Regions from separate parts of the Mus musculus genome. Here regions 1, 2, 3, 4, 6 and 7 are each linked to region 5. The links are chromatin loops, found by intact Hi-C in ENCODE. Cell type or tissue: gastrocnemius. All regions are shown on one strand.

Region 1 (4,000 bases), 280 kb before region 5:
CAACAAGGGCTATACAGAGAAACCCTGTCTCGAAAATAAATAAATAAATAAATAAATAAATAAATATTAACAAGTAAATCCGTTTAAAGTGTTTAGCAAAACTACACAGGTCCGTGTCACATGGATGGAAAAGAAAATGAGAAAAATAGCAGTGCATTCCAAAGAAATCAAAGGCAGTTAGTGTGATCTAGGACAATGCATTTTTAAATAGGCCAGATGGCTTCATGTCTTTCTTTGTACTTTGTGGCTACTCTGCCTGTGAATTGTTGCCCAACACACTGTAATGAGGTTTCAAACAGCAATACTTGTTTTAAAGTCTTAAGGATTGAAATCTGAAGTGAAGATTAAAAACCAATCTAGGGGGTCGGGAAATGGCTCAGCTATTAAGCATACACACTGCTCTTGCAGAGGATCCGAGTTCAATGGCCAGCATTCACACGAAGTGTCTCCCAGCAGCCTATAATTCTACCTCCAGGGCATCTGAAGCTCTTGTCTGGCCTCCTTGGGCACCTGCACCCCTACACATATACTCACACAAAAACACATACATATAATAATTAATAAAAATAATTAAAAATAAGCTGGGCAGTGGTGGCGCACGCCTTTAATCCCTGCACTTGGGAGGCAGAGGCAGGTGGATTTCTGAGTTCAAGGCCAGCCTTATCTACACAGTGAGTTCCAGAATAGCCAGGGCTCTACAGAGAAACCCTGTCTCAAAAAACCAAAATAATAATAATAATAATATCTTTAAAAACTCAAGCAGTGGTCATGGACTCCTTTCATCACAGGTGGGCCCTGTGACTTCAAGACCACCCTGATCTATACAGTGAACCTTTCTCCAAAAACAAAAGCAAACAAAATTAACCATCTGTGTTTGTGTTACTATATGTATTTCTATAATATTCAAAATGAGTCAGGGTTTTTTTCCAAACCTAAAACAAGATCTTTATTAATTATGTGTAAGCAACAAACTCTTCACCCTAATAACAAATTCATGAAGTTAAAATATAGTTAAGATCAGGGCTAGGAAAATTCTAGAAATTTCAACTTCGCTAATGGCCATGAAGCTCACCTAAATGTATCTGTCACTGAAGGTGAATAGACAGCTCGCTTTCATTGAGGTCATTACTTTCAGAGGCCTATGACTTCAAATGCCTTCAGCCCCGAGTCTCCACACTGGTTTTTCTTATTGGCTTAATGAAATAATGACTGGTATGAATGAACTACAGTGATTAAAACACAGCTTTAGCTAAGTCTGGAGTGTTTCGTGTCATGCCTGTGCGAGATAAGCACAATGAGAGTGGCGGGGGCCACTCTAGCTTACACAGTGCAGGCCGAGAGATGGGATGGACAATTATGTCTTTTATGTGCATTTTAAGCTAATTTAGAAATTTTCTACTATTATTCAAGTTAACAAGCTGTGGGCTCACGGGAGAGTTTCCAAAGAAAGACCTGGGGAAAGTAGTTGAGGGTTATGAAAAAGAGGGTACCATACAGATGGCTAATTAACATCTTATAGGACCTTTCACTAAAGCAGCTGGTCTAGTCCCATATTTAAAAGATTCACAGAATTTTTAGAATTTGAAAGGGTTTTGAGGGAGCATCTTGCTCAACCCCCTCATTTTATGGATGGGAAAACTGAGACCCAGTTAATTGCCCCAGGTCACAAAGGGTCCTGCTGCAGAATTCAGGCTGACAATTCGTTGTGTTCTGCCTCCCAATCAAAGTAGCTTAATTTCCTCCTAAAATGACAAGAGTTTTCCCAATAGATGAGTATCAGGTGACATCTTTAGATCCTTACGATTTAATGTGCAAAATATCTAGCAAATAGTTTAATTCAGGGAGTTGTTTAGCAGTTGTGTTTCTTTGTGGTTATTATATCATTTTATTATGTAATCCAGAAACGTATTTAACACAGCAGCTTTGATCACCTTAATAACCCATGTTTCTTTTAAAAACAATGAGTCTCACAAAACGGCCGACCTTTGGGGATGGGTCTTTATGTTGTAGTCCCCAAACATGGATTATGCTCCAGTTCTATTTCCATTCCCCTTGCCAAGTAATTCTCCCAATACCCACTTCACTGGCTGATTAGCATATTCATGAGACAACTGCTTCAGCTAATTAGCAGTTTTATTACCAAAAAATTCCCACGACTGGCCAAGAGGGGGAGCAGCTACCCCTGTCACTCTAACGCTCTAACTCAAGGACCATTTTAAGATAAAGAGTTGACAAAAAAGCCTGTAGGACAGAAAACTACAGAAGCCAGTCCTCACGCCCAGAGGCACATACTGAAAGCATAAGCGGCCCAGTGACACAGGCTCAGTAGTTATGAGCTGAGTCTGATCCTGAAAACCTACAATATAAACAGACAACTGACTCCTGAAAGTCGATGCCTGACATCAACACACCCTGTGCAATGAACACACCATGTGAACACACACAAAAGAATACTTATTATTGTTATTATTAATAAAAGTTTAATATTTTAAAATAAACCCAAGAAACTGGTTGAAAGTACTACATGGAGGTATTGCCAAATGAGGTGTTTTCTTGAATTTACCTAGCTCTGAAAACATACAGGCACTGCTTTGAATGTACAAATCCACTTATAAACTTTGTATTTACTTGAGACACACAAAACAGCAGAAAATGGAAAGTATGGAAGCAAAAAAATAAAGAAAAAATAAATAAAAACCACCAAACAAACAAAACTCAACCAGCCTCCCCCCAAATCCTTAGAGACAAAGAAATAGGCAAAAGGATTTGTCATTCACATTTGCTAAGTCCATTATTGCCAGAGCAGGTACTACAGCACTCACTTGCAATGGAGTCAGAATGAACAAAACCTGAGGCAACTAAGGCCATTTCTAACCTCGTGCACACTCATACATTTTGAGAACACAGAAAGTTGCCAGGGCTCAAAATCATCTCTGTGAGTCTGCATTTTAGGCTTGGACACAGCCAGATGTTCTTTGGAAGTTAATGGACCTATTGCTATGCTTTGTTTGGTTTTGTCTGGTTGTTTTTGCTATTTGCCTTCCATCATTTTGCTATTTCCTCACTATATATCTCCAGGTGGGTGTTGTGAGTAACTTTGCTATCCTTCTTTGTTCCCCAGCCACCATCTTGTTTCTTTGTCCAGTTGCTGCTTCTCCATTTACATCAAAGACAGGTTTCTCTTCTTTTTAAATCAGAGTTTGGACAATTCTTTGATCCCACCTTTGGACTTCTGAGAATTGAAATAACCCTAAAGAGCTTTACTCAACATCCTGGATCTTTTAAAAATATATCCATCAGCCAAACAACTGATGCATCACCCACTAAAGGATTGCTAAGTACCAGACAGCTGATGTTTTATTACAGAAAATTGTATCAGAAAACTTAAAATGTGTACAGTATTCCAGCTCTGTTCTGATCTCCAGACCAAACAGATTTCAGCGGCTTACAACAAATTTTAATTGGTACTCATTAACTTTATTGTCTTTGCCACGTTTTAAATTAGAGCCAGAAGACATACGCATGAGCTTTTATAATAATTTTTGAGTATGCTTTGGAACTGATAAAGGTACCATTTTAATGTATTTATTAAATGAGAACAATTGTTTCTATATTTAAAAAAAACAAGCATATGTTAACACTTACTGGTAATAGCTCTCTATATAGCTTTCTTTAAAAGAAAGCTTGCACATTGTAATCATGCTACGTAGTATACTGCTACAAATTCATGGGGAGGGAAGGGGAAAACAGCTAAACTAGCAGACCTATAGGCAGTAACATTGGGCTCTACTCCAGAGAAAGATATGTGTACCAAGTCTATACCCAGAGTTGGGTATGTGTTATATTCTACAACTTTCTCTTTGAGAAGCCCACACCTATGCTCTTGGATGAGTCTTCCTTTCTGCTGAGCACCTTTCTCTTTCTCTCCACCCTCAAGCTGAAGCCTATATGAAATGCTTTATATTAACCCTCAGATGTCTTCCCTTTAAAAATGAAATGA
Region 2 (4,000 bases), 200 kb before region 5:
AAATCCGGTGAACTTTTTCAGAGGCAAAGCCATCTTCATTTGCATAACCATCTCCAAACTGAGATTTAGGTTTCCTGTAATCAGTCCTTTCAAAGGTCTGTAATTGAAAGTGCAATTAACCCTTAAAATGAGGTGAGAAAAGAGAAAAGGAAGGGAAATACCCGTTTTATCCAACACCTTCCGGAAAGCTGGAGACTTCCCAAAAGTCGGGATTTGAAGGAGTAAGAAGAGTTCGCTTTTTAAAGGTGACTTCTAAAGCCCTTGCAGCTCCTAAAAACTAAACCGTGTCAGCGGTGGAAGAGAGGCGGCGGGGAGAGGAATTTTAGGAGACCGTCAATGAGCGGCTCATTCAAGTCTCACGTTTTGCGCCCCTAGGAATCTGCAAACTCCAGGAGGTTCCCCACCCCGCCCCCACTCGGCCTCGTCGTCACCCACACAACAAAGCGGGGAACCCAGTAAAGAATTCAACCCGGAAAAGGCGAGAGAGCCCAAGCCACGCACGTTGAGGGCCAGAGTCCCTAGTGGCTTCCCGGGAGTGAGAGGGCTGGGGTGGGGGGCAGCAGCAAAGGACCTGGGTGGCACTGAATAAACCGGCGGCGCCCCTCCACTCGCGGTGCCCGCTCAAAGCCGGGGCTGGCTCTCCTGCCTGCCCGTTTCTCCCTCTCGGCTACCTGATGCGGCGTGGGGGGGGGCGCCCCTTTTCCCGGGGTGCCCACCGCTCGGTAATGGGGAGAGTGCAGGATTCCCACCTACCGTTGATCTCATAGAGGGGGGCATCATTCTTGTTGAAGCCTTTGGACACGTAGAGACGTCGCACTTCCGAGCAACTTTTCGACTTGAGCTCCGCAGCCAGCAGCGAGGCGCTGAGCGCGGCCAGGGTGCAGAGGAGCGCGAGCAAGCCTAAGCGTGCCATGGTGCGGACCCTGACGGACGCGCTCCCACCTTTAGGGGACAGAATGAGACCCGATGGAAAGCAGCGCTGCGGAGCGGGCGGAGAGGCGCGGAGTGAACACTCACGAGCGGAGCGAGAACCGGGGAGTTGAAGTTGGTAGTGAAGGAGGAGGAGGAGGAGGAGGAGGAGGGCAGGAGGAGGAGACGCGGGCGAAAAGTGGAGCTGGGCCTCGAGTCAGGCAACGGTCCCCGGTGCCAGGCGCCCAGCCGGGGTGCGGTACGAGGAAAAAGGCGTGGAATGGGCGCGGGACCCAAGGGACTAGGGAGAGGATCCGTGACCTCGGGACTCCGAAGGCTAGAGAACCCGGGCCAGCTAGCCAGGGGCGGAGGGGCTCAGGGAAGGAAGGGAAGGTGGCAGGCGTCGCAGAAGAGCAGAGTGTGGGCGGCGTCGGCGGGCGATCGCTGGCGCGGGGCTTCAGCCACCCGGCGCTGCTCCGCTCACCCAGCCCGGCTCAGCTCACTGCCCTCGGCCGCACGGCTGTGCCCTTCTCAGCTCTGCCGCTGATTGACTGGCCCGGCTCGCACAGCGAGGCTCCGCAAACTTGGCCAAGCGGGGCGGCCCTAAGGGAGGGAGGGGGCGGGCATGAGGGGGGGGGCGAGCCCGAGACAGGCGGGAGCACGCAGGGCCGGGCCGGGAGAAAACCTGGAAGCTGGGTTGGATCTGGAGCGGGCCAAATCCACTTCCTAGGGGGCCCGCACGGGGCGCGCGGCGCTCCCTCTTGCGACACGCCCTGCTGGGCTCCTCCCTCCTGCCCTCCTCTTCAGAGGCGGGGAACCTGCCCCCCGCCCCCCCCCCCAGCAAGAGAGGAAAGGGCAGTTTCTTCCCGCTTAAGGGGCCAAGTCTCAAGAGATCCTGGTGATCTGGATCTTGGGGCCTTGAGCCCCTGTCTGAGCCACAAGCCTTTCTCCACAGCCACTTGACAGGCTATCCCCATGGGCCTGAGCAGCACTTAGCCCTCCAGCCCCAATACCAGCCTCGCTGCTTCTACCCAGCATCCAGGGCCACTTCTAACCAACACCTGGGCAAGGAAGGCACACTCACATACTGGCATTGCTTTGATCCAAACAACGCGGGGTGGGGGCCGGGGGACCTGGAACTCACAGCTGGGCTGAGAGGCTCACCTAGCCCCCCTTGACCCATCACAGTGTTCCCCCAAGAGCACAAGCTAGCCCCTAACTCTAGCAATCATCTTCTCACCTGCTTCATCCCCACACACTGTTCAACGCACGCTCACACCCTAAGTTCTGCAATAAATATACACAAACTCTGAAACTGACCAGAAAACAATCACTGAACCTCAAGGAGATGGAGCTAAATCAAGGTTGCTCAGAAAAACTTTTGGCCCCACACTGCCCTGTGTAGGGTATAGGAATTGACACCCCACAGAAAGAAAGAAACGCTAAGAATTAGCACTCACCTAAGGTCAATGTGTCCAAAGTCCCAAGACTCTTGAATGAAAAGACTCTAGTGGTGGCAGGGAATGACAGCCCAGTATTTCCAATTCTTCCCGTTCTACATTTAGTCACAAGAAAAACTGGGAATGGGTGAGTCTTCCCACCTTCCAAGCTTTGTCAGATTCCATTAATGAGTGTTTTTGAAGCTCCCAGGGCTCCTTTAATGAAGGGAACCGTGCAGATTGTGAACTTGTCATTACTGTTGTTATTGTTACAATCTGCTTTAAGAGCTCAGGGTGAGAAGTGCCTCAGACACTTCGGGAGTGTGCTGGGAACTGGGCAGATGAAAAGGGCTGGAGCTTATTATTTGGCTAGACTCTCAATTCCCATAAAATTACATAGGGTGAAGATACGAACCATCATTACAATTATCGCCCTCAGAGGGTTTGTGGAGACTTCCTCCACTGTTCTTTGGAAACCGTGCTGACATGGTTGGAGGTGAGGAGCTGTGGAGGGTGTTTTGAATGCCCACTGCAGACTCCTCTTCAATATATTAACTCTTGCAGAGCAGTAGCATGAACAGACACACTGTGACCTGTCTGTAAGTAGGACTTCCAATTTCTTTTCTGTTTGTTTGTTTGTTTGTTTGTGGTAGAGTTTTCTCCCTCCCTGTAGCCCTGGCTGTTCTGGAACTCTGTAGACCAGGCTGGCCTTGAACTCAGACATCCACTGGGCTCAGGCTCTCAAGTGCTGATATTTAAGGCCTGCGCCACCACACCCAGCTGTGACTTAAAATTTTTTATGTCTGGCAACACATTTAATTTATGCACACTCAGCTCCATTGAATTCAAGGAACTTTTAAATAATCCAGGTAATCCTTAAACTGCTAACCATGAGGTCCTCCTGGCACTGCTAGCGCTTAGCACAGCACCTTAACATCCACTGATGCATACATAAAGATATTCCTCAGCAAGGGAAATATGATCTGAGATGCGACCAACATTAATAGTAAAATGAAATTCCAAACTGGGTATATGATACACACCTGTAATTCCAGAAGGTATAGGCAGGAAAATCAAGACTTCAAGACCAGCCTCAGGGACATAAGGAATTTGTAGCTAGCCTGGGCTACATATGAGCCTCTTTCAAAATAAAGAAAAATAAAATAAATCTCTGACAATGAAAGAGAAAGGGATTTTCCTAACGTATAAAAGGACCACATTGGAACATTGCCTCCCACAGCAAGAGGAACTCATTTTTGCCCCCCTCAAGTCACTGATGCTCTTCCTTTTAGTGTATTATTAACCAAAACTTGAGCCTTTTCTACCAGAAACAGTAACCTCTGGCTACAGGCAGATCTGGACAAGTCTGAACTTTACCAGGGAAGGCAGGAACCCCAAGCCCTGCTCAGAGGCGGTTCCCACTTCAAAGCCTCCTTTCATTTAAATACAAACAGGGTGAACAACTGGCAATCTATGAAACAAATATCACCCAGATGGAAGCTTTTCAGATGGCCCTAGCTCCTGATGCTCTCCCCTCCCCCTCCCTGGCTCACCAAAGGAGGCTGGAGAAGCACCTTCACCAGGGTTGGAAGAATGCGGAGAGTTTTCAAACTGTTAAACTTCGCATGACTGTGGATTGGTTTTCACGTTTG
Region 3 (4,000 bases), 460 kb before region 5:
TTTTCCATAGTCAATCCATTGAAAAAAAAATCTCAGATTTTTCCAATGAAAATGACGTTTTGGAATGAGTAAAAGACACATTGAAATCAGGCAAATACTTGAGGTCTTTTTTTAAAAATCTCCCTTTATTATCCTGTAATAATACTGTGAGGGTCTTCGAGTGCAAATGAACCTTACCTTGGGTGGCCTTAACCCAGAGAAGAACCAGAGCTTCAGAAACTCAATGACCACCCAAGTTACTCCAAGCCAGTGACTCCCAAGTCTCACAGTCTTGAGGCGCAAAGGCAGTAGAATAGGGGAGAAAGCTTATTTCTTTTTTACAGCTCTCTATAAAGGAGAGGGCTTGAGAACGTGTAGGGCCTTGAGCTCAGGGGCTTCTCTTTGGTTAAATGGCTTGGGGACTCTGGTTGGGTGGAAGATAAGAACACAGGATGTGGGAGGGTTTCTCAAATCCAGCTGACAGGCTTGAAAGAGAAGATACAGCCAAATAGTGAGAAAAGAAATGGCTGGAAGTCCCCTAGTATCTTGGTAAGTCGGGGCTTCTCTAAATGCACTACTTCTGAGCTCAACTTAGAAAGAAGGACAGTTATTACACAGAAGGTGTGTTCTCAAGGCCCAGCCCAGCACTCGTCTGCAGGAGAGCTGCTTAGCTAATTTTCCAGCATTGGGCTAAACCCACATTTTTTTTTTCTAAATCTAGCTTCTACCTTTAGTGCTGAGAGAAGGTTCATTGGATAGTCAGTTCCGCTAGTTCGAGGATGTCTTCTTCTGAGACAAGGGTATAGCCTCTACCTGCCTGCAGCTCACTGAAAATCAGCTCTGCCAGTTTGTAAAGGTTGTTCTTCTCCAGGGGTCTCTTACCCTTACCCACATGTCTAAAACACATTCCTGTCTCTAACAATATTAAAGACTGTATTGAGGAAACAAATATTTCTACCAGATCCCAGACTTTTTGTTTGTTTGTCTGTCTGTCTGTCTGTCTGTGGCAGAGTCTCTATTTGTAGCTCTTGGAGGCCTGAACACCCACCCCATGGCCTCAACTTTAAAGCAATCCATCTGCTTCTGCCTCCTGAGTGCTGGATTAAATATGTTCATCACCACACTTGGCCATCACTTTACCTTTTAGAATTATACTTACTTATTCATTTTTTTCATGTCTCTATGTGTGCAGACATCCATGTGAAGGTATAAGTGTCATTTTGTGTGTGTGTGTGTGTGTGTGTGTGTGTGTGTGTGTGTGTGTAGTGGTCAGAGAACAACTCACAGAGAAGTCAGTTTTCTCCTGATACCCTATGGGATTCAGGGGATTGAACTGAGTTCATCAGCCTTGATGGCAAGTGTCTTTAACAGCTAGGTCATCTCACTAACCACCCCACTCCAACCAATATCTTGAATGGAAGTCTACCAATACACACCCCTTTCAGCCCTAGCTATACATATCAAGTTCTCCATAGCTGCACTAACAAGGAAAATGCAAGGCACCATCTTGTTTCTATTACGTTGACATCATAGCATAAGTATTTTTTATGGTATTAGATCATTTTCTTAATTATCACTTAAAATTTTTCTCTGATACCATGGTCTGCTGATCAAAGAGACCATAGTAGAGTTAACTATTCCCTTGTTAAGTGTGTTATTTTCTGATGCTATTTAGTAATAGAGAAAAAGTACCTATTTATAGAGAGACTTTACCCGTTTCTTGGGTATTTCCTCTCAATAAAGTCCTCAGTGTGGAATTGCTGGGTAAAAGCATGTGAAATCTTTGAAAGCCACCCCAGCCAGGGCTAGGTACTGTGCACGCATGAAATCCCTGCACTTGAGAGGTGGAGGCAGAAGGACTAGAACTTCGATGTCATTCCCAACCACATGAGAACCTGTTTCAAAACAACCAAATTACACAACAGAGCAAAGCTCCCAGATAAAAGTATGCTACCCAGTGGGTTTCCATGGGAACAGAGCAAGCATTGACTCCTTTTAGATCTAGCTCGAACTGTCCTGCCTTCTGCTCCCTGTGGCTAACACCACTGATTTACACTGTTATTGATGGATGAGCTCATTTAAGGCAGGACTTTCTTGCTTGTAAAAGGGGCCTGGGTAACACATCTAACTGGTAGTGACGTTACAAGGATGAAAAGAGATAACGGATGGCAGCTCGTAGTCTGGTGCCTGGTATGTGGCGAGGGCTTAAGGCACAGAAGCCATTATTATCGTCACACTGCTCTGCAGTCCTGTGTTTATCTACTTGGCCACTTGACTGTGAGCTTTGGTGGGAGCAAGTCATGTTTGGATCCCCTGTGCATGGCAGAGTGCCTGCCACACATTAAGCATTCCATTACTCATATATTTTAAAGAATCTATGTATTTATGTATGTTTGTATGTATGTATGTATGTGCACGTGTGTGTGCGCCCATGTGTGCTTGCACATGGGAGCATGTTAGAGAGCATGAGTTCTCACCTCTGACGTACGGTCGTGAAGCTTAGTGGCAGGTACTTTGAGGGTTTATAACCTTGCCCCACTTCCTCCGTGTGGATGAAACATGTGATCAGTCACTTCCTGTCCCTTTCACCAAACCTTACTTTCTCCAACACCGAAGGACTCTATCCCTCTGGAACCGTTAGTTAAAACTAATCCTTTCTTAAGTTTCTTTTGACATAGTATTATATCCGTGCAACATGAAAGTTAGCTAATGCACTGCTTTTACTTTGCAGTGGCTTAGTATATGATACAATATTTAGCCTCAACAAACTCAAATTATTCTGTAGTTTTCACAACGTGAATACCTAGTCTTTGGGCCAATGGCATTATTCAAACTGCAGGTTATTCAAACGCCAATATGTTCAGTGATTGTTCGGTACCTCTATATACATCCAGAAAGGTACCGGCTGGGGAGGCATGCCTTTCTGGGGTATCTGCTGAACAGTAGGTCTCTCTGGATAGTGTGCCAAGGATGGGACCATGCCAGGAGGTTTAGCCTCAGGTACTTCATATGTTTGAGTTTAGCTTTAACCATGGAGTTAAAGAAGCCTATCTCCTTCCTTTCCCACTCTCCTTTTACCTAATTCACTCTGGGAGCACACCTTTCATGAGCTTGCTCTGTGGAATAGATGTCTGTGTTACCTCATATAAATTCAGTAGAGTAGAAGCAATAATTGGGAGAGAAAGGATTAACCCCCCATCCCCTGCCCAATAACCAGCTTTTAGCTATAACCAAGAAGACTAGATGATTGATCTGGCCTCCATCAGCACAGAGAGGTCTCTTCTTGTTTGGAGTTTCTGTTTTGGGGAATCTGTAGAACTCTGATTTAGAAAGCCATATTGGGATGGCATTGGCCTTGCCTTTGTTCACTCTGTGAGGCATGTGGCTTAGTTTTGCTGATTTAAAATTCTTTTCCTAGCACTAAGGCAGTTTGGAGGCTACTTGCTGACTCCATTTGTGACCCATGTGATTTGCACAAGTTCTTTTCTCCGTCTTTAGCCTCACTTTCCTTGTCTGCAGAAGTGTTAGTCTGAAAGACCTGGTTTTCAGCTTACATGCAGTCTATATTTATGGATTTGCCCTAGCTAGCCTATTTAATCTTACTTTGTTTCTCCAAAGAACTGCTTAAAGATCCTAGACTTTATCCATGCATATAGACGGCCTGAGAGTAGGCGTGAAAGTGTCTAGGAAAACAAGTTGGATTAATGAGGGTGGGGGAGACAGAGAAGGGATAGGAGGATGGGGGAATACGCTTCACCTACCATTTATATTTGCACAAAGATACTTTTATGTGAGACAATAGCATGTACAATGAATATGCTCTAATACAGAAGAAAAGAACATTGGAAAAGCTGAATGCCACATATGATGAAAGCATTTTCTATGATGGAGCTCTTCCCTTAATAGTGCTATTGTTTCCCTCAAGGGGAGGGGTAATGTGTGTGTAATGCCCTGCAAGTTAATTCTGTCTGACCGGCTACATTTCCCTGTACTGTTTTCATCAGTAAGTGAAAGGCTCATT
Region 4 (4,000 bases), 630 kb before region 5:
AAGAATTCTCACCTGAGGAATACCGAATGGCAGAGAAGCACCTGAAAAAATGTTCAACATCCTTAATCATCAGGGAAATGCAAATCAAAACAACCCTGAGATTCCACCTCACACCAGTGAGAATGGCTAAGATCAAAAATTCAGGTGACAGCAGATGCTGGCGAGGATGTGGAGAAAGGGGAACACTCCTCCATTGTTGGTGGGATTGCAGGCTTGTACAACCACTCTGGAAATCAGTCTGGCGGTTCCTCAGAAAATTGGACATAGTACTACCGGAGGATCCAGCAATACCTCTCCTGGGCATATATCCAGAAGAAGCCCCAACTGGTAAGAAGGACACATTCTCCACTATGTTCATAGCAGCCTTATTTATAATAGCCAGAAACTGGAAAGAACCCAGATGCCCCTCAACAGAGGAATGGATACAGAAAATGTGGTACATCTACACAATGGAGTACTACTCAGCTATTAAAAAGAATGAATTTATGAAATTCCTAGCCAAATGGATGGACCTGGAGAGCATCATCCTGAGTGAGGTAACACAATCACAAAGGAACTCACACAATATGTACTCACTGATAAGTGGATACTAGCCCAAAACCTAGGATACCCACGATATAAGATACAATTTCCTAAACACATGAAACTCAAGAAAAATGAAGACTGAAGTGTGGACACTAGGCCCCTCCTTAGAAGTGGGAACGAAACACCCATGGAAGGAGTTACAGAAACAAAGTATGGAGCTGAGATGAAAGGATGGACCATGTAGAGACTGCCATATCCAGGGATCCACCCCATAATCAGCTTCCAAATGCTGACACCATTGCATACACTAGCAAGATTTTACTGAAAGGACCCAGACGTAGCTGTCTCTTGTGAGACTATGCCGGGGCCTAGCAAACACAGAAGTGGATGCTCACAGTCAGCTAATGGATGGATCACAGGGCTCCCAATGGAGGAGCTAGAGAAAGTACCCAAGGAGCTAAAGGGATCTTCAACCCTATAGGTGGAACAACATTATGAACTAACCAGTACCCCTGAGCTCTTGACTCTAGCTGCATATGTATCAAAAGATGGCCTAGTCGGCCATCACTGGAAAGAGAGGCCCATTGGACACGCAGACTTTGTGTGCCCCGGTACAGGGGAACGCCAGGGCCAAAGGGGGGGAGTGGGTGGGTAGGGGAGTGGGGGTGGGTGGGTAAGGGGGACTTTTGGTATAGCATTGGAAATGTAAATGAGCTAAATACCTAATAAAAAATGGAAAAAAAAAAGAGCTCTGGGGGTACTGGTTAGTTCATAATGTTGTTCCTCCCATAGGGTACCAGCAAAGATTTTTAAAGAAGTAAATTTCTTACCCATATCTAGCTTAAACCTTCCCAAATAAACAAAAATACCCACACAATACAACCCCACACTCACTCAAGTAAGGGCATAAGATTTTATAGAAATTGGGAACAATCACATGGGTATCTTGAACCACAACCCACCTGGGTAGACACTGATAAAGGGAGGCACAAGAGTGCTCCCCATGCATGAGAAGACATGTTGATGGCTTACCAAGTGGTAGCCAGTGGGCTACATGTAATTGAGGATGGCTGTGAATGTAGCCCAACAAATAACAGTAAACTTACATTACTTTAAAATAATAATTATTATTATGATTATGATTATTATTATTTTGGAGTGTATTAGTATAAAAGTCCTGGATATCTCACTTGATAGAGCTTTAAAGCTGTGGGTTCTCTAATAAGTTCTCCTTATGTTTCATATGTATATACAGCTTATTTTGAAACTTTTGAGTGAAATATTCTCTGGGATAGAAAAAGGAAGAATTAGGAGTGTTAGGTAATACTATGAAGAGACTTAATCACCTTTAAATATTCAGGATTATGTTATTTAAAACATACCTGATATTAAGTCTTTCACATTACAGATAGACCTAGGATTGGAGAATGCACTTTTAAAACTATTTCCCAAGAGTCAGAAAACTGAGGCTCAGGCATTTACAATAGCACATTGACAAAATCATGATGATATTGAGGTGACTGTGCAGTTAACAATATATATAGTCTGTTGGCTCTAAATTCATCCTTCTATATACATGGTCTGTGGATAACAGCCAAATTTCACATAAGCATTTCTATGTGCAATGTTGACTCTGGCCAGTAGAGGGCACTTGAGGGACACTGTGGAGGAAGCTGCTTTAGTTTCTGCCAGTTGTGTTGTGGAATGGGTCAGCACTGTTGAAATGAGGATGTGTGGGGAAGACATATATAGATCGATGGCTCAGAATGGACACATACCATGAACATATCAGGTAAACAGTATGATATACCCAGCAAAGGTCCGTCAGGTTCTTTCTGCAGCCACCTGAGTACTTGCTGAATGAACTGCTAAATAAAGTGGCCACAATGACAGGGATGAGTGAAGGGTTTGCATAGGCAAAACAACACAAATTTCCTTTCAGGAATCTAAAGCTTTCTACTACTGAGTGTCTAACCTCTTGATGATGAAGACGTGCAGGAAGACCCGGATACGGTGCCTTCCCTCAGGAGGATGCAGACCTGTCTTTAGGGGGAAAAGGAGGCAAAACACTTGTCCTCCTTTCCTTGGATAAATTCGTGCACATAATTAATGTTTATCCTCCCTAGTAAAGATTCTTCTAGCCCCATCATCTATGGACTTACAGAATGCCTAATGTAACACGGTGACATTCCAAACAGCCTTGCATCGCATCAGAGAATAATCCATTGCCCAGAAATAGCTGGTCCAGTTGAAATGTGGACTACTTTATGAAAAACCCAGTTGCAGTGCCAATGTCCTACCCGGATTGTATTTAAATCTCATAAGGTCCTATTTGCCCAGAAACCATAATATGATGCCCTCTTCCTCATTCTCAGCTATGGATTAAAATTTCATATGTGGAAAGCTCTACCTTCTAAGATTTTGATTTTCATTCTGTAGTTATTTTTGAGACTAGTCCCCAAGGTGAGACTGCTTCCACACAAAGAGTTCCAAACAGGGGTTCCACACCACTGGAAGGAGACAGTGCCAACTACACATGTTTGTCCCCTTGTACCATTGAGCAAACTGGCATTAAGAGGGGCTAATCTGGGCCAAGAGATAAAGCTCAGAGGTTAAGCAATTGCTACCCAAACATGAGGATCAGAGTTCATATTTCCAGAACCTATTAAAAGCCATACATGACAACATGTGTCTGTAATCCAAGTACTTCTTGTGAAGATGGGAAGCAAAGTCAAGAGAAAATCCCTAGAACTGGTGGGCTAGCTAGCCCAGCATACAGTAGAAAAGAAGAGAACCAGTACCCCCGGAGCTCGTGACTCTAGTTGCATATGTATCAAAAGATGGCCTAGTCGGCCATCACTGCAAAGAGAGGCCCATTGGTCAGGCAAACTTTATATGCCCCAGTACAGGGGAACGCCAGGGCCAAAAAGGGGGAGTGGGTGGGTAGGGTAGTGGGTGGGGGAGGGTATGGGGGACTTTTGGGATAGCATTGGAAATGTAAATGAGGAAAATACCTAATAAAAATATTTAAAAAAAAAACCTTTCCTCAAACAAAGTAGAAGGCAAGAGTTGACATATAAGGGTGTCCTCTGACCTGAACACATGTGACAACACTAAAAAATCATGCGTACACAAGTCACACATTTATTTTTATTGTTTTTAAAAGGTGTCTACTATTTTTACTTAGGTGCATCTTGTGTTTATGCCACGTGTTTGTGGGTACCCATATAGACCAGAAGAGGGCCTCAGATCCCCTGGAACTGGAGTTACAGGCAATTTTCAGCAGCTCAAAGTTGATGCTGGGAAAGGCACTCCAGTCCTCTAGAAGATGCAAGTGCTTTTAACTGCTCAGCCATGTCTCCAGCTCCCAAGAGACACTAATCTAATTGGAGTGACTGAGCAAATCACTAAAGAGAAATGGGGTTGATGTTACATGTTAGAATCATGGAAGTTTGAGAGGGAAACTCCCTAAAAG
Region 5 (4,000 bases):
AGTACTATCATTCTTTTAAGGAACCAACCAGGGGTCCTAGGATCCATCTTTTACAAAAGGAGAACACCTGTACTCTCATGTGTTATAAAACTGCTCAAATATGTACAGAAAACAAGAAAGTAGTGGCAGCTGTTACTTTCAATAAGTGCTGGGCAAGACTTGCTTATGTATTTTACAACTTGATTTATCTTCTGTATTTTATACCATGGATTTTTGTTTCTCTGTGTGGTGCTGACAACTGAACCTAGGGCCTTGCTCATACTGGAGAAGTCCTTTGCTATTGTGTCACATCCTCAGTCCCTCCTGTGAGCTTTCTAAACCTATGTAACTATTAGATTTAAAAAAAAAATAAATGGAATTGCACATCACAGTTAACTTCAGTTTTTTTCAGCGTTTGTAACCATGATTGACAAAATTTGAATGTATTTATCATGTACACTGTGATGCTCAGATATGTGTATATCTAGTGAACGATTTCTAAAGCCAGTTTAATCTATCCATTACTTCACTCCATCATTTCTTTTGTTCAATAACTTAAAAAAAATTGACTGTGTTTACTTTAAGCACATGTGCCTCCCTGCAATAGCAAAGGGACACAGATGGTGTGTTCTCAGGGTATTTCATGGGACATGTGTACTCTGAGGGTCAAAGCCCAAAGGGAATCAGCTAGGGATGTCTCTGGAGTTTGCAGTTAATGAATTCATTCAGCATTTCACTTCCATGGGTCTCCGCAGTGCTGCTGATGCCTGCAGTTCATGATAGTCTTTGAATGAGGTTGAGCCATCATAGCCCCAATTCATCTGCCCCACTCAATTCTTAGGGGATGCCAGAGACAGGAACACTCATTAGCCTCGGGGGATTTTCATGGTGCGTTATCTGGTTAGCAATACTTTTCTGTGGCTTGATTAATTGTCCTCCTCCTTTCACAACTGCCTCTTCCCAGAAGTTTTAATATGCTTCTGGCAATAAAAGAATAGAAATGCCCACCTCCACCGAAACAGGGTGCTTTCTTGGCTGTATATATTTAGCATGATGTTAGAGGTGTTACCTTTAAGCACTTCGTGCAGTATCCCCCCCCCCTCCTGTTTGGATCTATTCAGCACAAAAATGACTGCCGTGATACTAAGAAAACCCTATTTGTGCACTGAAAAGGAGAATGTTTCTCCCTTTCAGGCAGATTGGTTAAGGCCTGGAGGGGAAGGGGGGGGGGGAGGAAACCTGTGTAAAAGCCTTAAAGAGAAAAGGAACCTAATTAAAACAGGACATCTGGGCATGCTTGTCCTGGGACAGTTGAAGCAAAGAGAGCACTTGTAAAAGAGGAATAGAGTCAAACAAGCGTAAAATGGGCGAGCTTTTCTTCCTAAATCTGCACTGGCTGAGGCAATCAGCAGATGCAAATGGAGAACGCTGGAGATGGAAGTGCCTTCACAGACCAGCGGGTCCAACCCCCTTGCCATGTACGTGAAGAAACAGACTCAGCAAGGGACTTTTCAAACCGCGAATACTACAAGTTTCATACTCAGAATAAAACTCTTTTCTTTAGAGGTCCCTCAAACATATCCCGTGCATTCCTAACCCTGCTGGTTCTGATTTAGGGCAAGGGGCTTGCTAGAGACTTCACTTTCCTTCTTGCCCTAGGCATTAGAATGGTGGTAAGGGTTTGTGAACAAATCTCAGAAGGACTGACTCCTGGCTAAAAGGATTTGATTTCACAAAAGTTTACATTCAATTGCTGCCTGATTGTGGCTGGGAGAAAAAAGAAAAAGAAAAAAGAAAAAGAGAAAGAAAAAATAAAAGAAAAAGAAAAAGCAAGCAAGGAAAAAAAAAAAAGCTATAGATCATGCATGCTCAGAGCACCATCTTATGGAGAAACTGTGGCATGACAATAAATGGTCTGTCATCCTTGAAAAATATTCTGGCTTACAAGCACTAGGGGAAAATGGTAAAATTTAAAGAGAACAAATAGCTTAAAAAAAAAAAAACCTAGAACACAGAGTAGCAAAAAGCAACTTATTAAGAGGCTTTAAGAAAAAACTGTTTTCTGTTGGAGATGCAGCCTTAATTGCATAAATACACAAAAATAAAAGTAAAGATGAAGTTAGCTGAGATTTTAAATGTGTTTAATAAAGAAAGTGACAATTTTTCCTAGTGATTTGTGGACATTTTTTTATTTATGTTTAGGTAATAGTTTTTACCCCTGGTTACCCTGGGACTTGCAGTATGTACATTAAGCTGGCCCTATACTGATTGCAAGCATTAAACCTAGATTTTGGTGGATATAGTCAAAGAGAAATATTTCATCACTTTCATTTTTTTCTAACTGCAACACAACAGTTATAAACAACGTCAGGGCAAATTTTCAATGCTAACAGCACACTCATCCACGATATTCCAAGAAATACCTGTGTTTTCACACAATTGCCTTTCAGAAATTACAGAGATTTTAGTAGCAAGAAAGAAAATGCTGTGGAAGGAATCAGAAGAATGCAAAGCCATTTACATCTCATTTTAGAAGACATTAACATGGTAGGAGAGTAAGTGAGTGTCAATTCATTTCTATCCTTGTTTTAAACCTCACTTGAGAAAGGGCTAAAAGATTACTCTTGGAATATCAATGACTTAAATCCAGAGATGCAGTGAATAGTTTCTAGCCGGTGAAGAAATTGATATTATCCATTAGAGTCTGTGGCTGGGAGAAGCAGTTGGCTCAGCAGAGAGGGGATGATAGAGACAGGGACAGCACCACCTGTACCTCAGTCTAGCCATCAAAGGATCCAGGACAGTGACAAGGAAACCTACCTCCCAAGTGCTAGGATTACAGGCAAGCACTATACATCCCTCCCCCTATATAACATGTTTACAAAAGGGCCAAGTCATGTGGTAGAAAGAAAATTGGGCTTATATTCAAAGATATAGATTCAAATATTGGTTTGAGCTGGGCTTGGGGATATAGGCCTGAAATCTTTGGTACTCTAAAGGCTGAGGCAGGAAGACTGTAGGTTCAAAGCCTGTCTGGAATTCCAGGTGAATTAAAGACCAGCCTGGGCAATTTAGGGACACCAGGTCTCAAAAATGATAAAAAAAAAAAAAAAGAGGGCTGGTAAGGCACTTGCCTAGCATGTATGGTTCAGTCCCCAAATAAAAATAAAACTGGCTCTCCTTCAAACAGGTAAGGAATAATGTCACTAGCATGTTGTGGGGGACTAGTTGATATGACAAATGCTATTGAGTTGAGATTATATAGGCTATGTGCTTCCAACTGTGCCTAGAACACGGAATGTTTTAGTGGAGAGCTCTTTTGAAAGTATGAAAGACAGTACTAGACAGATAGTAGACCTTCAACAAACATTTGCAAAGAACTTCCTGAGAGCACCCAAATGAACCTTGAGAACAATACTTAGGAGAAGTTTCAACTTCCCCACGCCCACACTGAGAGAAACCCAACACTTCAGTTGTCTTCAGTCTGGTTCTATAGGGCCAGAACATAGGATCAAGGTAAAAGAACACTGAAGAGTTTTCTTTGTTTGCCTTTGCACTTGAACTCTGATGGCTAAGCGACAGGCACTAAATACCCAAACCTATCCAAGGGACAGTGTCTATCAAGGAAGAACCTGTTGGCCAGGAATGTCAAGTGCTTCATACTTCATCATGTTGTTTTGAATGTCCAAATGAATTGCCAGAGATCTAGAGCAAAGGGCAGACTGACTCCATAGCAATGGGAACTGCTGAGATCCTTTACAAGATAAACATTCCTGTTATCGTTTGGAAGCCTCCGTTCCCTTAGCTACAGTTACGGGCAGGTCTCAAACCCTTTTACCTGCAGGGTTATTGCCCCTCCACCTCCACTCTCCCACCTCTGCTCCAGGTCTTGGGCCAGAGGAAACAGAGCTGCTAAAGGTGTTAGCTTAGCTGACTCACCTGGCAAGCCCCAGGCTTTGGAATTCCGCCTTGTTCCTCAAAGCCATTCTTTCATGCTCTTGGAGTGAGCCCTGGGTGTTCA
Region 6 (4,000 bases), 600 kb before region 5:
AAAGTACAGGAGAACCACAATGGAGCAGTAACCATCAAATAACATGAGCAAAATATCACTGCAAAAGTTTGTCCAGAAAATAATTTACTCCTTCCCTAGCAAGTATGTTGTACCCTAGTTAAGACACAGTATTAATGATCTCAAGCCGTTTCTATGTGCCTGTCACTACTGTGGATCCACATTCTCTAATTACCAAAGGCTAAAAACAAAATGAGAAGGTAGGTCTAGGACCAAATTTAACAACAAGGCAACATTAAACTTAAAGAGATCACAGTCTAGACTAAAGTTGGAGAGAATAAAGAAAATGTCATCTGTTTGAATTCTTTCAGAGATACAGAGAATCCAAGGCTGCTAGTCAGTCTTGTGGGCAGTTAGTTTGGTATTAAAAACATAACAGTAAGCATATGATCTGAACAATAGTGAAGGTAATCAAGTTTCAGGGGCATCTGAAATAAGATTAGGAGTTGAAATTAATATTGAATTGAAAAAGCTTTAGGCCGGCCAGTGGTGGCGCTCGCCTTTGATCCCAGCCCTTGGGAGGCAGAGGCTGGTGGATTTCTGATCTGAGTTTGAGGCCAGCCTGGTCTACAGAGTGAGTTCCAGGACAGCCAGGGCTACACAGAGAAACCCTGTCTCAAAAAAAAAAAAAAAAAAAAAAAAAAAAAAAAGAAAAGAAAAGAAAAAGAAAAAGCTTTAGAACCATCTTATATGGGGATTCACTGGTTCTAATATTCATCAAGATGAACCAAAAGGTAGGGCTGTAGCCAGTTCAAGGTAGACCAACTAAATATTAACTGCCACTGCAAGAGGATTCCTTGGGTTCCCCAAAACTCCTATATACAGTTGCCCATCTCACACTTTGTGTACAAACTTACCGAACTACAATTGTCTTCCCAGGATGACCTTTAAGCACAGTTTTATATGATGTCCCATGCTGATGCTCTTTGCCCAGAACTATCAGTCTGCGTCCAACAATCCATGTATTCTCTTGTCCAAACCATTCTTTGCTACATTTGCTAATATATACCCCTGACATGTGACTAAAGAGAGCTACTACCCAACATAAATAGGTTTAGGCTCTATCCCATAGCAACAACTTCAAAGCCCAGGTAAATCTAGGTTCCTGTTCCACAAAGCACAGTTCTTCTAAAAGAAACAAGTATCACAAGTAAGAAGATGGTGATATATGTATAGATACTGACTTTGGATTTATGCCCGAAACTTGAGCATCTCCTCTTGTGAGGGAAAATCTAAGATAAATTATAAGATTTTTTTTGTACTATATGCCTCGGTGAAAGTAGGATGTTGAAGTCTAAGTAAGGAAAACAAATGAGAAACAGGCAAAGACAGCCTGTGGTAATAAGAGTTAAGCCCATCCATTATTCTAATAATCTCCCTTGGGTCAACGTCATCCTTGGAACATTTATGACCGCTAGAACAATTTTGAAGAGTTAACATCTCATTCCAAATGAGTAGTGAGCAAGTTCAAGTTTTTATCTAGCAGAACATAACATCTTACAAGGATTCCTTTATACTTGACTTTATAGCAATGCCATACCTTACCCCCAAAGCTGCAAGGAGACACTTTAAGGATATTAGTGGAGTAGATTCAGCTTTGGGGTTCAATCAGGGGTGTTTTAGACTCCACACGACACAAGGGGGCACTACAGCATTTTCCTTACCAAGGCAAAGAGGGCAGGGAAGTCAATCTTCATCTGACTTAAGAATAAACACATTCCAGGTTTAAAACTTGGTAAGAGAATTTTAAATAGCCACTGTTTGCAAAAAGAACCTGGAAAATGTAGTAAGTGCCACCAGGGCTCAAACAAAAATCTATCAGAATGACTTCCAAATTTTGAATAGGAAAAAAAATCTCAAGTTGACTTTATTCATTCTATTTTAAAAATATCTTGAAATAGTCTTAATATTTACTATCTTTAAATACAATTAGTACTGCTAAAGAGGAGGAAGAGATGGAGGAACCAGAGGGATCAGGGACATAGCACAAGAACATAGCCTAGAGAATCAACTGACTGGGACTCATGGAAACTTGAGATCAGGGAGCCTGTAAGGGGGGTGGGGGTGGGTCCTGACCTAGGTCCTCTACATATATGTTATGGCTAAGTGACTTGGGGTTCTTGTGGAAGTCCTCAAAGTGGGACTTGGGATTGTCCCTGACTCTTTTGGTATACTTGTACGACAGTTTTCCCACTTTTGGATTGCCTTGTCCAGCCTTGATGTGGTAGTATATGCCTGGTCCTATTGTAGCTTGTTATGCTGGGTTTGGTTGATGTCCCTTAGAGGCCTGCTCTTTTCTAAGGGGAAGAGGGAGGGGAAACTGTGGTAAAGATATAATAAATGAGAAAAGAGCAATAACTCAAAAAGAAAATATCATTTATTTATAGGGCAAAATGATGGGATTGGCTTGCATTTAGGAGGCATGGGGTAACTAACAAGTTCTTGAATCCATTCAAAAATATTTGGATTGGAACTTTTCTGTATTACATGCCCATGGGTTTTCATGACTGTGACTATGCAAATGGTATAACAAATAATATTTAATATTGACATATTATACCTGGTGCCAATTTAAAGCCAACAGTATCAAGAAATACAGATTCTTTCTTTTATAGCCTATTTGTCTCTTCAAAACACAAATGTGACCCACATATGCTTGCCCCCAAGAAGTTTCTCAGTAATTACACAGGCTTGTATGGGATATGTCACTTAATCATATAGATATACAAATGAAAAAGGAAGAAAAATACGTTCACAAGAGTAGGTTAATCAATAATGTATCGATTTGCTCAGTGACTCTTGACAAGGGTCAGAATTAATGAAAACTTCTTTGAGAACTTGCAATTTTCTCACTGGAAGTGACAGTGAGTTGTGCTAGATAGTTTTTACTGTAGTTGTCTTCAGAAATTTCTCGTGTCCTTTTTCATTTGAGAGTGTTGATTTTATAAGTTTCAAACACTGAAGCAGGGCTATGCCCTTTATGGAAGCATAAAATTTATGCTGTAAAAATTTGTCCAAGTTCTTCATTCCCAAAAGATGAAAATAGGCTCATGAATAAATGACTGATTTGATCAAATTCCCTTGTATTCTTTTGCTATCAAGTACATACAGTCAATATGTCTGTCATCATAGCAAAGGTCTGCGTTCAGAACTCACTAATCCCTTGTATACTTCTGTCTTCTGGATGGCTATGTGTAAACAAAGAAAGTGGATCTCGGAGAGGGTCCAGGATATTTTCAATGTATAGATGCTTATGCTGCTTGGCTACTTACTTCTCTGTTGAGGGGATAAAACCATACAGAGAAGCTAGATAGACCCTAGGGGAATGATTTACTGGTAAGGATCAATTTTTAGGTGGGGGAAAAAAAAGTGCCACAAATACTCAGGATTTTCAACATGTTCTAATTAGGGTGCTGAAGTGGTGGGTTGCTGTCAAGCATGCGGTTTTCCATATTAAGGTTCTTTTATTAGAAGAGCGCAGTTAGCATTGCAATCTAGGGGAGAAAGAGTAATGTTTACTCTCCGGAGATATCTTCACCTCTAGCTACAGCCACAATGTGATTAATAACATCTGAGGAAGCATCAAACTAACTTATTTTAAGAAATTAAGAGTAGCAGGAGCTACATGTATCCATGTATGCAAATAATAAAACAGTTGATATACCATTTATTATTTGTGAAACAACCTAAATAACTGACAAGTAACTGTAAATAGTTATTCTACTGGATACATATATGATCTATAAAAGATTAGAGTAGGCATAGTTTAATACACTGCCAGTTTTAGAAAATGTATGTACTTTCAAGGGACAGCTACTGAAGTCTCAGTGACCTAACTCCGATCTCCCACATGTCTAACACCTCTTCCATGGTGCAGAGTACATGGAACACAGCAGTCGACAGACAGCACTAATCTACTGAGTTTATTGGATAAAGAAGACATGACCGGAAGGACTTATTTTGCTATTTACCATTTGCTTTT
Region 7 (4,000 bases), 480 kb before region 5:
TCTATGTTCCGGGGGCGGGGAGCACAAAAGCCATACTCAATTATGCCTCCAAGAAATTCACACTGAGGACACAGGGAGCCTTGAGCACTACAGCAATGCAGCTGTGAGCGATACAGACAAGGAGACTCATCTTGGAGCTAACAGCTTGATGAGCGAGGGAAGCAAGCAGGCCCCATAACTAACTAGGATCATTACACGTGGCAGCAAGCACTGTAAAGGAACTACTACAGTATCATATGGTGGCGTGGGAGTGGAGGCGAGGGTTTCATTAGATAAGGTTACTAAGGACCCTCTCCCTGGGAACACTTCTGCTGACGTTGGATATTTCAAAAGTTGCTGAGGAGACACTTCTTAAAATGCCAAACTTCCATGGATGAAACAAAAGAAAACAACCACAAGGGATTTTCTACCTTAACAGGAGCGCTATACATGCCTAGCCTAAAACCCAGAGTCAGAGGCACAGGGAATGCTCTATTAAAAACATAAATATGACAAGGCTGTCGCTTCCATCAGTCTTAATTAACTTTGCAATAAAATGAGATTGAATAAAAAGAAATGAGTTATAAATAAGTGAAAGGAAGAAATAAAAATAACATTCCGAAGTGACAGGATTATATAAGGGAGATGTCTAAAACATCAACACAAAATTCATTAAAAATAATAAATATGTTTGGCAAAGTAGCATCATATAAGATAAAATGGCAAAAGTCTGTCGAATTCCCAGTAAGAGTGACACAATGCTAGACAATATAATGAAAAGGGGGCTCCCAATCGTGACAAAATAGTAAGGATGTGGTTATTCACTTAATTTGAGAGAATAGAGATATATTGAAAGAAAATTATAAAGCAGCAATGGGACAAGTAAAGGAAGACATGAATAAATGATGCTATTTACCAGGAAGAATAATGCTGGAGAGTGGAGCTGTTAGAAGTCACATGGGTTGGCATAGAAATTTAATGGAGCACAAATGAAAGCCCCTGAGAAAAGTTTTACAGGAGTTGACAAGGTTGTAGGGACATTCTTCAGAAAATAAACAATGCGTTTAAGCCAAATATAAATAAAAGCCACCAAATCTATATGTATACATACGTGTATGTATGGATGTACATGTGTGTATGTGTGTGTTTATATGTATGTGTGTATATGTGTGTGCATGTCTATGTATGTGTGTGTGCACATGTAAGCCCGTGTGCATACACATATGTATGTATGTGTGTATACATAAGGAGAGTCAGAGGAAAACTCAAGAGAATCAGCTCTCTCTCACCATGTGAGTCTTGAGGCTAGAACGCAGGCAATCAGACTGGCAGTAGGTACCTTTTACCTGCTGAGTCACCTCACAGAACTGATATTTGCGTTTTAAATGCTGAAGAGTGTGCAGGTAGTATACATCTTTTTACTTTTCACTAAACATGTTTGTGACCCAGAACAATTTTGACTATGTAATAACCCAACGTACAGTAAAACAGAGAAAACAGAATATTGGAAAAACAAAGCATTACTGTAACTATTGCATTCCAATGAGAGTCAAATAAATAGCGACCTATAACATGAAGTATGCAGTGCAACAAATTCCATACAAGTTGAAGACTTACTATTTCCAGCCACCTTTTTACTTTTTATAACATGTCTCACTAAGTTACCCAGGTACTCCCACAACCTGGCATGGTAGGCCTGCATCACCAGGTCTGGCAGACCACATATTAATATATTACTGTGATATAAAAAAAGAAGAACTAGTTTAAAAACCGCAGCATGAAAAGTAGATGCAAAAACATACTTAGAGAGATTACACTATCAAATGAATTTAGAATGCAAAAATACATGTGCAATCAAAATCCAAATGTCATAATGAAAGTAGCCAAAGGAGATAGATTACTTCAAGAATACAGACAATAAGCTGAATGGAATTTCTGCTACTAAGAAGCAGAATTAGAGCCAGGCAATGGTGGCACACGCCTTTAATCCCAGCATTTGGGAGGCAGAGGCAGGTGGATCTCTGAGTTCGAGGCCAGCCTGGTCTCCAGAGTGAGTTCCAGGACAGCCAAAAAAAAAAATTAGAACAGAAAAAATTAAAAGTACATTGTTGTTTGGTTGGTTTTACTTTGTGTGTATGAGTGTTTGGCATGCATGTATGTCTGAGCATCACACGCATGCAGTTACCAAAGGCGCCAGAAGAGGGCAGTAGATCCTCTGGAACTGGAGTTCTGGGTGCTGGGAACGTTTTCAGATCTTCTGGAAGAACAACTAGCGTTCTTAACTGCTGAGCCGTCTCCCCACCCCGCGCTTTGCTTTGTATTTTTAAAATTTGTCTACTTTTACTTTTCGTGTGTTTTGCCTAGTTCTAGATCTGTGCACCCTATCTGTGCAATGCCCATCAAGGCCACAAGAGGGCACCAACTATCCTAGAACTGGAGTTACCGCTGTTTGTCAGCTGCTATGCAGGTGCTGGGGACAGAATCCAAATCTTCTGCAAGAGCAGCTAGGTTTTGGTTTGGTTTGGTTTGGTTTTTGGTTTTTTGTTTGTTTGTTTTGTGTTGTTTTTAATTTTCTGTTTTGATTTTTTATTAGATATTTTATTTACATTTCAAATGTTATCCCCTTTCCTCATTTCCCCTCCAAACCCTCCCTGTTCACTAACCCACCCACTCCTGCTTCCTGGCCCTGGCATTCCCCTACACTGGAGTCCAAGAGTCCACATGGCTCCAGCCGCATATGTAGCAGAGGATGGCCTTGTGGGACATCAATGAGAGGAGAGGTAACTAGTGTCCTTAACAGCTGAGACATCTTGTTTTGATTTTTTTTTCTTGTTTTGTCTCACATGGGCTAGACTGGCCTCAAGCTCTTGCTTCTCCTGCCTCTGCCTATCTCAGGGTTGGCATTACAGACGTGCGACATCCCATTTGAGCTCTTTTTAAAAATTCCCTTTCATTTAGGTGGAGTATCTGTTGCCTACTACCCCCTTAGATGCCCGGGTCTATCTCCCTCTGCACATCATATTTGGAATGGCAGAACGTTCAAGAGTCGGGGAGATCCAATCAGATGCCTTGCCCATGTATTAACTGGGTGTGTTGCCGTTTGTGGTTGCATTATATGTGTTCTTATATTATATCCAGATGCTGGGTCCTTATCATTTATAACTTGCAGGCATTTTCTTCCATCCTGTGAACTGCCCTGTCCATTTCTTGACTGTGTCCTTTACAAAATGAAGACTTGGTCAAGTCTTTTGTATCTACATTGATGCTTTCCTATATAGTTCAGGTTCTAATTAAATAAATCTTGGCAATGGAACACATTAGAAGGGAACGAGTACAGTAGGGACAGGGAACGAAAGCCTAGCATTTATGTCATATATATTGCATTAAATGTTGTTTGGTCTTGGCCTGTTCCTGAGCCACAAATGAGATGGAAGCTTTATTTAAAGTTCACCCATTCATTCAAAAAAGTATACCCTGGTCATTATGCGATGGTAAACATTTTGCCAGGGACTTGGGCTGCAAAAAATGAAAGAAGACAGTTCCTGCCCTCGGGGCGCTGACAAAGTTGGAAAAGGAGAAATTTCTTAGGAGCCATCAGCCTCAGGCAGAGGCAGAACCTGAGCTCCCTGACAGCAGGAAGCAGGATGAGACAAAGCATAGCAGCTTAAGGGCGAGCTCAGATTACAGCACATCTGTTTGGGGGCTTCACAAAGGCTGCTTTGGCTGAAGACATTTTAAACCATGGGGAACAAACAGTAACCACTAAATCAAGAAGAAAACCATGGCCAGTAAGTAAACAGCAGTCGAAGAAATGTTGAAACAGGAGGGGAACTGCCTACATGCCTTGCTTACATTCAAACAAGGCGGATTTTTTTTTCTCCTTTTCTGTCCAACGAGGTGTGCCAGTTATGCTCCTTGTTTACTGATTCATTCATTCATTTACTATTGCTATTTTTAAGACAGGGTTTCCTGTAACTCAGGCTGGGATTACAGGCATCTAACTCTGCGCCTGGCTTCCAAG

The links. Hi-C counts contacts between places; a loop is a spot of excess contacts. Peaks named below come from ENCODE experiments on the same cell type or tissue, not always from the same donor. Only the 100,000 strongest peaks of a DNase experiment are listed, where the experiment ranks them.
Region 1: a loop joins it to region 5, with 3 times the contacts of the local background. A loop is called at or near these places in 12 of 42 quality-filtered maps.
Region 2: a loop joins it to region 5, with 2.2 times the contacts of the local background. A loop is called at or near these places in 10 of 42 quality-filtered maps.
Region 3: a loop joins it to region 5, with 4 times the contacts of the local background. A loop is called at or near these places in 13 of 42 quality-filtered maps.
Region 4: a loop joins it to region 5, with 5 times the contacts of the local background. A loop is called at or near these places in 9 of 42 quality-filtered maps.
Region 6: it touches region 5 in a loop (6-fold over the local background); 13 of 42 quality-filtered maps call a loop at or near these places.
Region 7: a loop joins it to region 5, with 3 times the contacts of the local background. A loop is called at or near these places in 7 of 42 quality-filtered maps.

Annotation. Positions count from the first base shown.
Region 1 is chrX:52,085,783-52,089,782 of GRCm38, forward strand. The region is part of intron 2 of Gpc4 (glypican 4); the gene reads right to left. Among named protein-coding and RNA genes, the nearest start is that of Gpc4, 77 kb to the right of the region's middle. In gastrocnemius, a CTCF peak has its summit at 2,164; a DNase peak (open chromatin) is centred at 2,162.
Region 2 is chrX:52,163,863-52,167,862 of GRCm38, forward strand. Gpc4 (glypican 4) reads right to left here and starts at 1,061. Exons shown (of 9, transcript NM_008150.2): 1 at 754-1,061. The coding sequence starts at 913. In gastrocnemius, a CTCF peak has its summit at 1,646; DNase peaks (open chromatin) are centred at 587, 1,180, 1,505 and 1,954; H3K4me3 peaks cover 1,932 bases; H3K27ac peaks cover 1,813 bases.
Region 3 is chrX:51,905,694-51,909,693 of GRCm38, forward strand. No RefSeq gene overlaps it. Among named protein-coding and RNA genes, the nearest start is that of 1700080O16Rik, 65 kb to the right of the region's middle. In gastrocnemius, no CTCF peak of the experiment used is centred here; no DNase peak of the experiment used is centred here.
Region 4 is chrX:51,734,475-51,738,474 of GRCm38, forward strand. The region is part of intron 1 of Gm35727 (a long non-coding RNA gene); the gene reads left to right. Among named protein-coding and RNA genes, the nearest start is that of Gm35727, 55 kb to the left of the region's middle. In gastrocnemius, a CTCF peak has its summit at 2,158 (motif pointing right); a DNase peak (open chromatin) is centred at 2,169.
Region 5 is chrX:52,368,735-52,372,734 of GRCm38, forward strand. All of the region lies in intron 5 of Gpc3 (glypican 3), which reads right to left. Among named protein-coding and RNA genes, the nearest start is that of Mir6384, 7.4 kb to the right of the region's middle. In gastrocnemius, a CTCF peak has its summit at 1,857; a DNase peak (open chromatin) is centred at 1,417; H3K4me3 peaks cover 668 bases; H3K27ac peaks cover 236 bases.
Region 6 is chrX:51,765,994-51,769,993 of GRCm38, forward strand. All of the region lies in intron 7 of Usp26 (ubiquitin specific peptidase 26), which reads right to left. All of the region lies in intron 1 of Gm35727 (a long non-coding RNA gene), which reads left to right. Among named protein-coding and RNA genes, the nearest start is that of Usp26, 33 kb to the right of the region's middle. In gastrocnemius, a CTCF peak has its summit at 1,649 (motif pointing right); a DNase peak (open chromatin) is centred at 1,659.
Region 7 is chrX:51,893,644-51,897,643 of GRCm38, forward strand. No RefSeq gene overlaps it. Among named protein-coding and RNA genes, the nearest start is that of 1700080O16Rik, 77 kb to the right of the region's middle. In gastrocnemius, CTCF peaks have their summits at 2,206 (motif pointing right) and 2,411 (motif pointing right); a DNase peak (open chromatin) is centred at 2,221.